2 separate regions of the Homo sapiens genome follow, and region 2 is linked to region 1. Evidence: read pairs that join two places in POLR2A ChIA-PET (ENCODE). Cell type or tissue: PC-9. All regions are shown on one strand. Links, peaks and the distances in the headings refer to the core of each region. The heading gives the core; the rest is flanking DNA. Region 1 overlaps SLC9A4 (solute carrier family 9 member A4). Region 2 holds the start of SLC67A2 (solute carrier family 67 member 2).

What was found. Peaks named below come from ENCODE experiments on the same cell type or tissue, not always from the same donor. Only the 100,000 strongest peaks of a DNase experiment are listed, where the experiment ranks them.
Region 2: POLR2A ChIA-PET joins it to region 1 with 8 read pairs; 2 of 35 experiments call an interaction of 5 or more read pairs at or near these places.

Annotation. Positions count from the first base shown.
Region 1 is chr2:102,511,597-102,515,988 of GRCh38, reverse strand. It overlaps SLC9A4 (solute carrier family 9 member A4), which reads right to left. Exons shown (of 12, transcript NM_001011552.4): 7 at 3,716-3,786; 8 at 1,738-1,899. Among named protein-coding and RNA genes, the nearest start is that of SLC9A4, 41 kb to the right of the region's middle. In PC-9, for the core only: no CTCF peak of the experiment used is centred there; a DNase peak (open chromatin) is centred at 1,728; H3K4me3 peaks cover 362 bases; H3K27ac peaks cover 2,651 bases.
Region 2 is chr2:102,734,227-102,738,618 of GRCh38, reverse strand. It overlaps SLC67A2 (solute carrier family 67 member 2), which reads left to right and starts at 1,731. Exons shown (of 6, transcript NM_032718.5): 1 at 1,731-1,973. The coding sequence starts at 1,809. It also overlaps a transcript of TMEM182 not described here. RefSeq lists a silencer at 1,615-1,824. In PC-9, for the core only: no CTCF peak of the experiment used is centred there; DNase peaks (open chromatin) are centred at 1,728 and 2,238; H3K4me3 peaks cover 3,006 bases; H3K27ac peaks cover 1,541 bases.

The sequences.
Region 1 (4,392 bases), core at 1-4,000:
AGCATTCATCCTTCAGTGAGCAGGTCAAAGGCAAGGAGCCCAGGTGAGGTGCACCTCTCATAGACTTGCGTAGCTCTCTATTCTTTATGATTATGTTTGTGTGGCCTTTTTTGTTAACGTCATGACCCTACCAGAGTATGGTGTCCATGAGGGCAAGGCCTGTGTCTGCTTCAAGGTGGCTGGCACATAGGAGGTGTCTTAACAGACAGGATTGGATCAAAGGTGTCAAATGCAAGGGGGTTGCAAAAAACTCAGTAACTAAGGTAAGTCAGATTTAAATGCAATATTTATAGATATAAAGGTCAATGCAAAAAATTACTGATGAATATAATATCAACATTTTAAATAATAGAGGATCGATATGCCTGATGTTTCCTTTGCCTGGGGCTCCACCATGATGCAGCAGAGCACTGCCAGTATATATCTGTCAACACTTTTCCATTTTAATATCAGAAGTTTCCTTAAAGCCATGTGATGAGCAGCATCAAAACAAACCGACAACCCCTCCACCACCCTCAAAGAAAAGTCACTAAGAAATAAGGCAGAAAGCTTTGTATTATACTGAGATATCCTCAGGGATTATCTCAGTATAATACAAAGCTTTCTGCCTTATTTCTTAGTGACTTTTAGTTAGGATTCTTCTCAGGCCATGTAAGAAATGCAAGGGTGTTTCTGATTTATTAGCAGGCAAGGGATGAAGGTGTTATCTCAGAAATAACACTCAGGCAATAGAGACAAATTTATTGCTACCTATTCTTAGCTCTTCTTCCAACTTCCTTTTTAAATGTGAAGACATAATTGAAGCATATGATCAAGTGTTTTTACCTGCTGAAGACAACAGGATGGAGGGGGCCCATGTTCCTTATCCTAAATATATGTTGTGATTAATTTTCCCAATAAATCAGTTGTTGGAGAAAAACTGGGCATCTTTGGGAAATTAATGAGTTCTTTTGACATTGAAGGGGCTCTCATTAAATGTCAGAGTTAAAACAGCTTTAAGAAGTATTTAGCCAGCTCTTGGGACAAGTGGCTACCAGAGGCTCTACCACGTTGCATAGAAAATCGTCTTGTAATGATGGGTTTATATTCCAGTATCACCCCTCCCTATGTCCTGCTTCCACAACTCCCTGTTCCCCAGGAATCCAGGCAACTCCCTGCTTCTACTCCAAGCTGGTCTCACATAGACTCAAGACAAATTTCACAATCTCATGTAGACCTTCGCCTTAGATGCAATTACAAACACAACTTTCTCTTTACATAGACCACCAATGACCACACCTCTTGCTCTCATCACTCCTTCCCAAATCCAAGTTATCATCTCAGAAAGTTAACTCATCTCTCATGTAAAAGAGGAAGAGAAATGGCTTATGGGAAGAAACATAATGGTAGGAAGGACAGAATCACATGCACGGGGGTCATGTCAAGAGGAAAATGAGACAGTCTTGTAAAATATGCTGCAATTCTACACATTCGCTTGCCCTTCCCTCCCAAAGAAAGATGTCATACAACTCTAAGGAAGCAACATTTGCTAGAAAGTAATTTTCAGAAACTAGGTAAAATATGTGAGCTTGGGCCAAGCCATAAAAATGCCAAGACTTAGATTACATATTTTAAAAATAATTTCTTCTTTATATTTCTGCCTCTTTACTCCTCGTATACCTTTAAATGAGGCAATGAGTCAGCGCCCCTTGGAATTCTGACAGTGAAAGTTTAGAACAAAGAACAGATATGACTCACTGATGGGGTATGGAGAAAGCTGTAGAGCTCAGTATCCCAGTCTCCACCATCTCGATGGCTTGCTTCATTTCCAGCTTCTTGTACAAAGAAACAATGCTTGATTTGGGTAGGTTCTTTCTGATGAGGATTTTCCGTAAGTATCTATGATCAAACTTCTTAAACCTAAAAATGAAAACCAACATTTTGGAAATCTTGAACGTCTGTATGTGTTACATTAAGTATGCATTTCTCTTGAAACAAACTACTTACTACTTAACTTTATTCTGAAGAAACATCAGGACAGTGCCTGGAATTCATAGCATTTGAACACATTTTTTAAAAAAATTCATAGCATTTATGCATTTTTTAAAATAAAAAAAAAGAATGGCCTACTGGCCTGAATACATTGAAAATCAGCTAAACAAAAGGAAGGGACAAGCTGCAATCAGGGCAAAAAGTGTGCATAAGTGAGGCGCGGGGGAGGCCCAGCCCAGCTCAGCTCCAATTGTAAGAGAAGAAATGAGGGGGCTGAAGCTTTTGAATAAGTGTTCCATTCTAATAGCGCATAACAGCGGCAGCTGCACTTACAGTAATACTGGCCTATTCAACCAGAACCCAATAAGTTTAAATGGCCCGGTAGTTACAGTAGTTTTGCCCCATTATGCTGCAGATCATTTTGAATCCTACCAATTAAGGGGAAGAAAAAAACCCTACGTATGTCCCAATAGCCTGAATGATGGAGATTCTGAATAGGCGAGACTGATGGCCGCTGACTATTGTAAGGAACCTCTGGCCAGCCCATTCGACTGAGCTGCGCTATGCATATGGTGCCTTCAGAGTCAGCCATTTGTTTGGAGTTGGAATTTTCAACACTTTCAATCATTTTACATTCAAAGAGTAGTTTGCCCGCCTGCTTTATTTTCCAGAGGGGCACATAGCTTTCCGGGCTGCTGGTTTATTATCTGGCAATTGGTTTCCTGGTCTGTGAGGTGCTAAGCCCCTCCAGGGTTAGGGGCTGGCTTCCTGAGCTTTGCTGTCCCAGCTCGGCTCAGACCAGGCCTCCTCTTATTCCAACTGGGTCGATCTTCTGTCTTCTAGTTTTCTGCCCTCATGAGAAGCCGCGGTTCCTGTGTATTCTCAGCCCACGGTAATCACCTCCCCAACCATAACACCCTCCCTGACTTTCTTCTCACTGAGCTCGCCTTGACCTTGCCCTGTTCAACTCCAGAGGCTGCCCTCATTCTTCCCATACTGGATGCTTTGTGTCTCCTGACGTGCTGGGTCCTCCCCTCTGCGCCCTCCACACCCTGACTCGCTCGTGCTTCGCTGCCAGCCTCTCTGACCACTTCTTCTCAATCTCCTTCCGCACTTTCTTTTCCTTGCCTGCGCCACGAGAGTGAGAGCTTCTCAGAGCCCCATCCTCAGTGAGCTTCCAGCTACTCACTGACAACTCTAGCCGCAACCTCCCTCCTGAACTGGAAACTAAGTCCAGTAAAACAATACATTCTGAAAGGTGAGATATGGTGAAGAAGAGGGATTTGGGCATTTTAAAAAAGAATTACTATATTTGAGAATCTTAAAGATCTTCCACCATGGCCTCCCCAACAATGGAGGAATCCCTTGCCAGGATTCCTAAGGAGGCACCAAGCTCCCTTTCTAAACTCCTTTTCTAAGCTGGCCATTCCGTGGTAGAGCTGATCTTATCATTGGGAACCTTGTCCTTGTTTTTAACTTAAATATTACTTTTCTAATTTCTACCCACTAGCTGTACCAGTTCTCTCTGAAACAACCTACACCAAGTCAACTGCGTCTTCCACCTGACAATTCTTCATTTTCCAGGCTTAGCATGCCCTGGAATTTCAACCACTTCCTGTAGGGGATGGCTCAGGAGCACTTTATCTTCTTGGTCTCCATTCCCTGAATTCTCTCTGATTTTATGCCCAGCTTCCAATGGAACCTTTAGAAGTTTGTCAGGGAGTGAAACCCTCAGCCTCCTTACTTGTCTCTCACTTGGTAGTGACTCCAGTGCCCACACACATCTTCGATTCCAGCCTTTAAGTGATCCATCAGCTGCCAAACAAACACAAGAAAATGATTGCTGGAGAAACGCGAACTCTGAAAGACACACAGGACAACTAAGACACTTTAAAAAACAAAGGAGCCTTTAATTTTCTGGAGCCTATCTGACTTTCTATCACTGTGTTCATGTAATAAAATATTTGGTGCCTTTCATAGTAATTTCATAGTAATTTCAACTTTGGTTTAAAGACTCTGTAGATAAGTTTCTTCATAATTCACATAATACGTAATGAAAACAGGGCACCTGGCATTTGCTTTGGATAATACTTTTCTAGAATGATCTAGGAAATTTCTCATTACTGAAATCACTCGGAGGATAATTAATAATAATAAAATATATCATATTTAAGATATTATTAAATAATTGTAATAACTTACTTTTAATTTCATTGCAGAAGAAAAGAACACACTGTTATCCAATCATATAATTTCTGAAAATATAATTCTGTTAATATTCTACTATAACATAGAATAACAAAGTATCTCTCATTTTAATATGCTCGTTTGATCTGAGTAATTACATATGACCACTTAAGCAAATTATATTGCATTTGTTTTAACCCAAATTGTTTATGGAAATTTAGGAAAAAGTGCAAT
Region 2 (4,392 bases), core at 1-4,000, 220 kb before region 1:
CTTCCAAATCTTTTATTATTATTATTTTTACACAGAGTCTCCCTCTGTTGCCAGGCTGGAGTGCAGTGGGGCGATCTCAGCTCACTGCAACCTCTGCCTCCCGGGTTCAAGCTCTCCTGCCTCAGCCTCCCAAGTAGCTGGGACTACAGGCGCGCACCACCACGCCCAGCTAAATTTTTTGTATTTTTAGTAGAGACAGGGTTTCACCATGTTGGCCAGGATAGTCTCGATCTCTTGACCTTGTGATCTGCCCACCCTGGCTTCCCAAAGTCCTGGGATTACAGGTGTGAGCCACCGCGCCTGGCCGTGACTTCCAATTCTTTTGGCGTGTATGAGATGTCCTCCTAGGTTATAATGTGTACCTGTCACCAGAGCATGCTAAAATTTCACCCTAGCTATGTATTTAGTAGCCACAGTGAGTGGTTTTAATGGGTTAACATGAGCAGCCCTTTCAAGGCGCCTTTCCCAGATGAGTTACTCACAAAATTTCAAGCACAAAAAGACTAGTTTCCTCAGCTATAGGAGAGCAAACTAGTTCTCCTGCAAAGGAGTCTCAGAATAACTTGGGGGTTCACGATTGACAGTTTCACCTGGATTCAATTATATGTCTTAATTCTAAGTATCAGTATTCCACTTCTCCCTATTCAGTGCCACCTCCCATGAGAAACTTTGCAACACTGAATTTAACAGATCTCAGAATTAGCAACCTACACAAGTAAATTGAGATTTTGAGCAAAATCTCAGTAAAATGTCAGAGTCTTCTTGATCCCACAGTGAAAGAGGAATAAATAACAAGTTCTAAAGAAAAGAGGGGCTAGTCACTATTGTTAACATTTATTACTTACCATGTGTCATGGGCTTTGCTAAGTAATTTAAAGGCATCTTTTGGTGTCATGCACTCACTTAATTCCTTTCACTGCACTCAGAATAAACCCCAAATCTCTGTTATGGCCTTCTGGGTCCTAAATGGTCTGCACTCCTGCTGACCTCTCAGTTTGATGAGGAAGTTTCAGCCACACATATCTTCTTTCCACTCTTCTCAGCTTACATGTCACCTCCTCCAAACTGCTTTTCTAAAGTAGCTCACTCCCCACCTCATTACTTTCCACATCAAGACCGTGCTTCTTTATATTATCACCATATTATTTTACTTATTTTATGCTTTTTCATTGCATGTTTAGTATTTTTATTTATGTTTATTTACTGCGTGCTTATTATTTTTACTCCATGAGACTGTAATCTCAACTCAGGCATAGACCATCTATGGTTTGTTCACATTGCACTGCACCAGAAAGGATCTTAAGAAGCATGTGTAGAATTCTCACACCTCTAGAAGTTGGACTACATTATTTCCTACTGCTTTTTAAATAGGCAAACGAAAGCTTGGAGAGCCACGTTAACGTATCCTAGGTCTGTCACAACCAACTGGTGGCCAGGGTCTGTGGATCTTCAAGCTGGAGTTGGTCACCTCCTAGCACAACTCCATAGGAGGAAGTGAAGCTCAATACAATTCCCTCCTGTCCTCCAACGATAGGGGCAGCAGGGTCTGTACCCAGAGGAAACAAAGAGCATCATCATTATCATCACAAACTGGTGTGTGCTTACCGTATTGATGATGTGCCCAGTCCCCACCTTGCCTGAGACCAGAACTCCCAGCCAGCACCGGCCACGCACCCGCGGAGCTGCCAGGTAGCACCCGCCCCCTCTCTCTGCGCAGGCGCGCGCCTCCTGCTTCCGCTCGGGGCGGGGCTGGGCTCCCGGGGTAGGTCCGCGGCTGCTGCTGCGTCCGACCCCCGGCCGGCGCGGGTATGGAGCTTGGGGGTCACTGGGACATGAACTCGGCCCCGAGGCTGGTCTCGGAGACCGCAGAGCGGAAACAGGAGCAGAAGACAGGAACCGAGGCGGAGGCTGCCGACTCCGGTGCCGTCGGAGCCCGCCGCTTCCTGCTCTGTCTCTACTTGGTGGGCTTCTTGGTGAGTGCGAGCGTGGGGGCTGGGAGCAAGTGCTGACTGTGTTCGGGCCTGGGGACCCAGGCGGTTCTTGGAGCTTCCGGGGAGCTCCCAGGGAGTGGGAACCCGCAGTCCGCCTGGTGAGTGCCTCACTACCTATCAAGCTCTCCTCTTGCCCTATCACCCACTTCAGTCTGCATCTGGCCACACTGCTTTATTGCCCCTCGCGCTTTCTCTTGCACCCCGTTCGCGGAACGTCTTCCCTTCCCTGCCTTTTGAGAAGCCCTGGTACCAACCTCAGGTGTGACCAGGTGTTAAATGCTGTGGCAGGTGCAGCTTTTGCAGGGCGGAGAACAGGGGTGTGGGCAAGCTTGGAAAAGCCCAGCTGCTGTGCGGCTGCTGGTGAGGTAGGGACACGCAAGCCTTTTTACCAGAACAGGCAGGGGAGGCCGCTCTTGACCCCGCTTGGACAGATTTAGGCACATTTTCACTAGGATTCTTGGTTGACTTAAATATTAAAAAATGCAGATCAGAGTGAATTTTACCCATCTGCCTTTCGACAAACTGCGCATTGCACAGCGTAGGTTTGGTTTCATCATGATGTGTGTGCCTGTGGTTTGCTTTTTTACCAGACCAGGCTGGAGAAGCCGCTGTTGATGACCCCACTTGTACAGAATTGGGTGCATTTTCACTAGAGCTCTCGGTTGACTTGAATGTTTAAAAATGCAGATCAGAGTGAATTGTACCCATCTACCTTTGGACAAAGGGTGTGCATTGCACAATGGCGGTTTGGTTTCATCGTGTGTGTGTGTGTGTGTGTGTGCGCGCGCGCGTGTCCTGGTTTGCTCCCTGAGTGCTAATTTCCCACGTAGAATGGAAAGTTTAGTAAGCTGATTCATGGCATTTCTGAACACCTGCCATGTGGCAGGTGCTGCGGAGCTTCACTATTGTAATCCACAGTTCTGCCACAGAAGAATTCAGTCTTACAAGTAAGCTGATGTTGGTAGTTTCTGGGCCATTATCTGCAAGAACCCTAGATCCACCTCTGCACTCCTCCCTTTCCAAGGCTAGGCCTGATTCAGCCCTGAGTGTGAGCTAATCCAGTATCTTGAGGGTAAGGAAGCTGCGATAAGTGTCAATGGGAGAAGGCTGCCTTTGAGGCCTTGAAGATAGTATCTGATGGCACTGGGCCCTGGCAGGGAGTCATCGTTTTCTGCCCAGATGCAGATCAAGACCACCACTTCTCCCAGTTTCATGCACTCTCCATGCCACCACCTCCATGCAAGGCGTTCAGTTGGTAGCAACTCTATGTTGAGTTAATAGTTAAGATCACCATGAAAGCATGTTCATCAAATTGCTGCAAGCCCAGAAACACAAGGTCTTCAGGGAGGGCGGCTTTTTAGAGAGGATTTCTCTGCCTCTAGGCCATTGCAGGATCCACCCTCCAGCTCCATGCCTTTAACTTCAGAGACTGGCACTCCTTCTGACCACTATTCCTTTAATCTAGTAGTTCATTCTCAGCATGGGGATGCTTCTTCTACTTTTCAGTCTAGGCACCTAGAATTCACAACCAGTGAGTATGGGTGGTTCTTGGAGAGGAGTTGGCTGACATCCAGCCTTTTTAGTTATGGGTCCCAAGCTACTGCTGTCCTGTCTCAGAAGGGACTTGGGCTGGTTCAGCCAGATGAAAACATTTGAGCCCTTACCTGGAAAGTCCAGACTAGGGTTCAGAGAATTTGACTTAGAATTCAAAGTAGTTTTAGTATTAGAATAAAACAAAGCAATTCGCAGATCATTTGTTAAGGTCAGCCTTCCAATACAGATTTGAATATTCACAATTTATCATATGTTTTCTTTATGCTGTGTATTTGGCAAGTCTAATCTAGCAAGCCTGATACAGAATTTTAATAACTTTAATAATGTATTCAAGAGAACCATTAGGTGTCTCATATCTTAAGGGAAAAGTTTATGGTTTCCCAAAAGTTGAAAGAGTAGGGATTTTTTTAATGGAAAATATTGTAAACAATTAAATATATGAAGCTTTACATGAAAGTCACATAAAGCTACCTAACAGATGATTGTTAGGTAACATCTAAGGAACATTATACATAATTTAGTTTTTTTTTGACATATTTAGGGATGTAGAGACCTCTAAGATTCTTGGACAAATGGTTTCTGAATGGGAGAGGAAGGGAACAAGCTTAGAGAAGTCATTTGCCAAATTGTTCTGTTTTAGCAGTTATCCGTACTTCCAAGTTTTAATTTGTTTAGGAGGGAAGACCAAGATGACCCTTGAGGCCCGTTTTGTTTAGGATGCTTAGATGGTGATGAGATCTATTATTTCAACCACTTTTTTCCTCCAGATACTTGGTGAGATTTGTTTTCCATCCCATCAGCTTTATTCAGGTGATAATTCATTTTCATTGAGATAGTCCAGTAATCA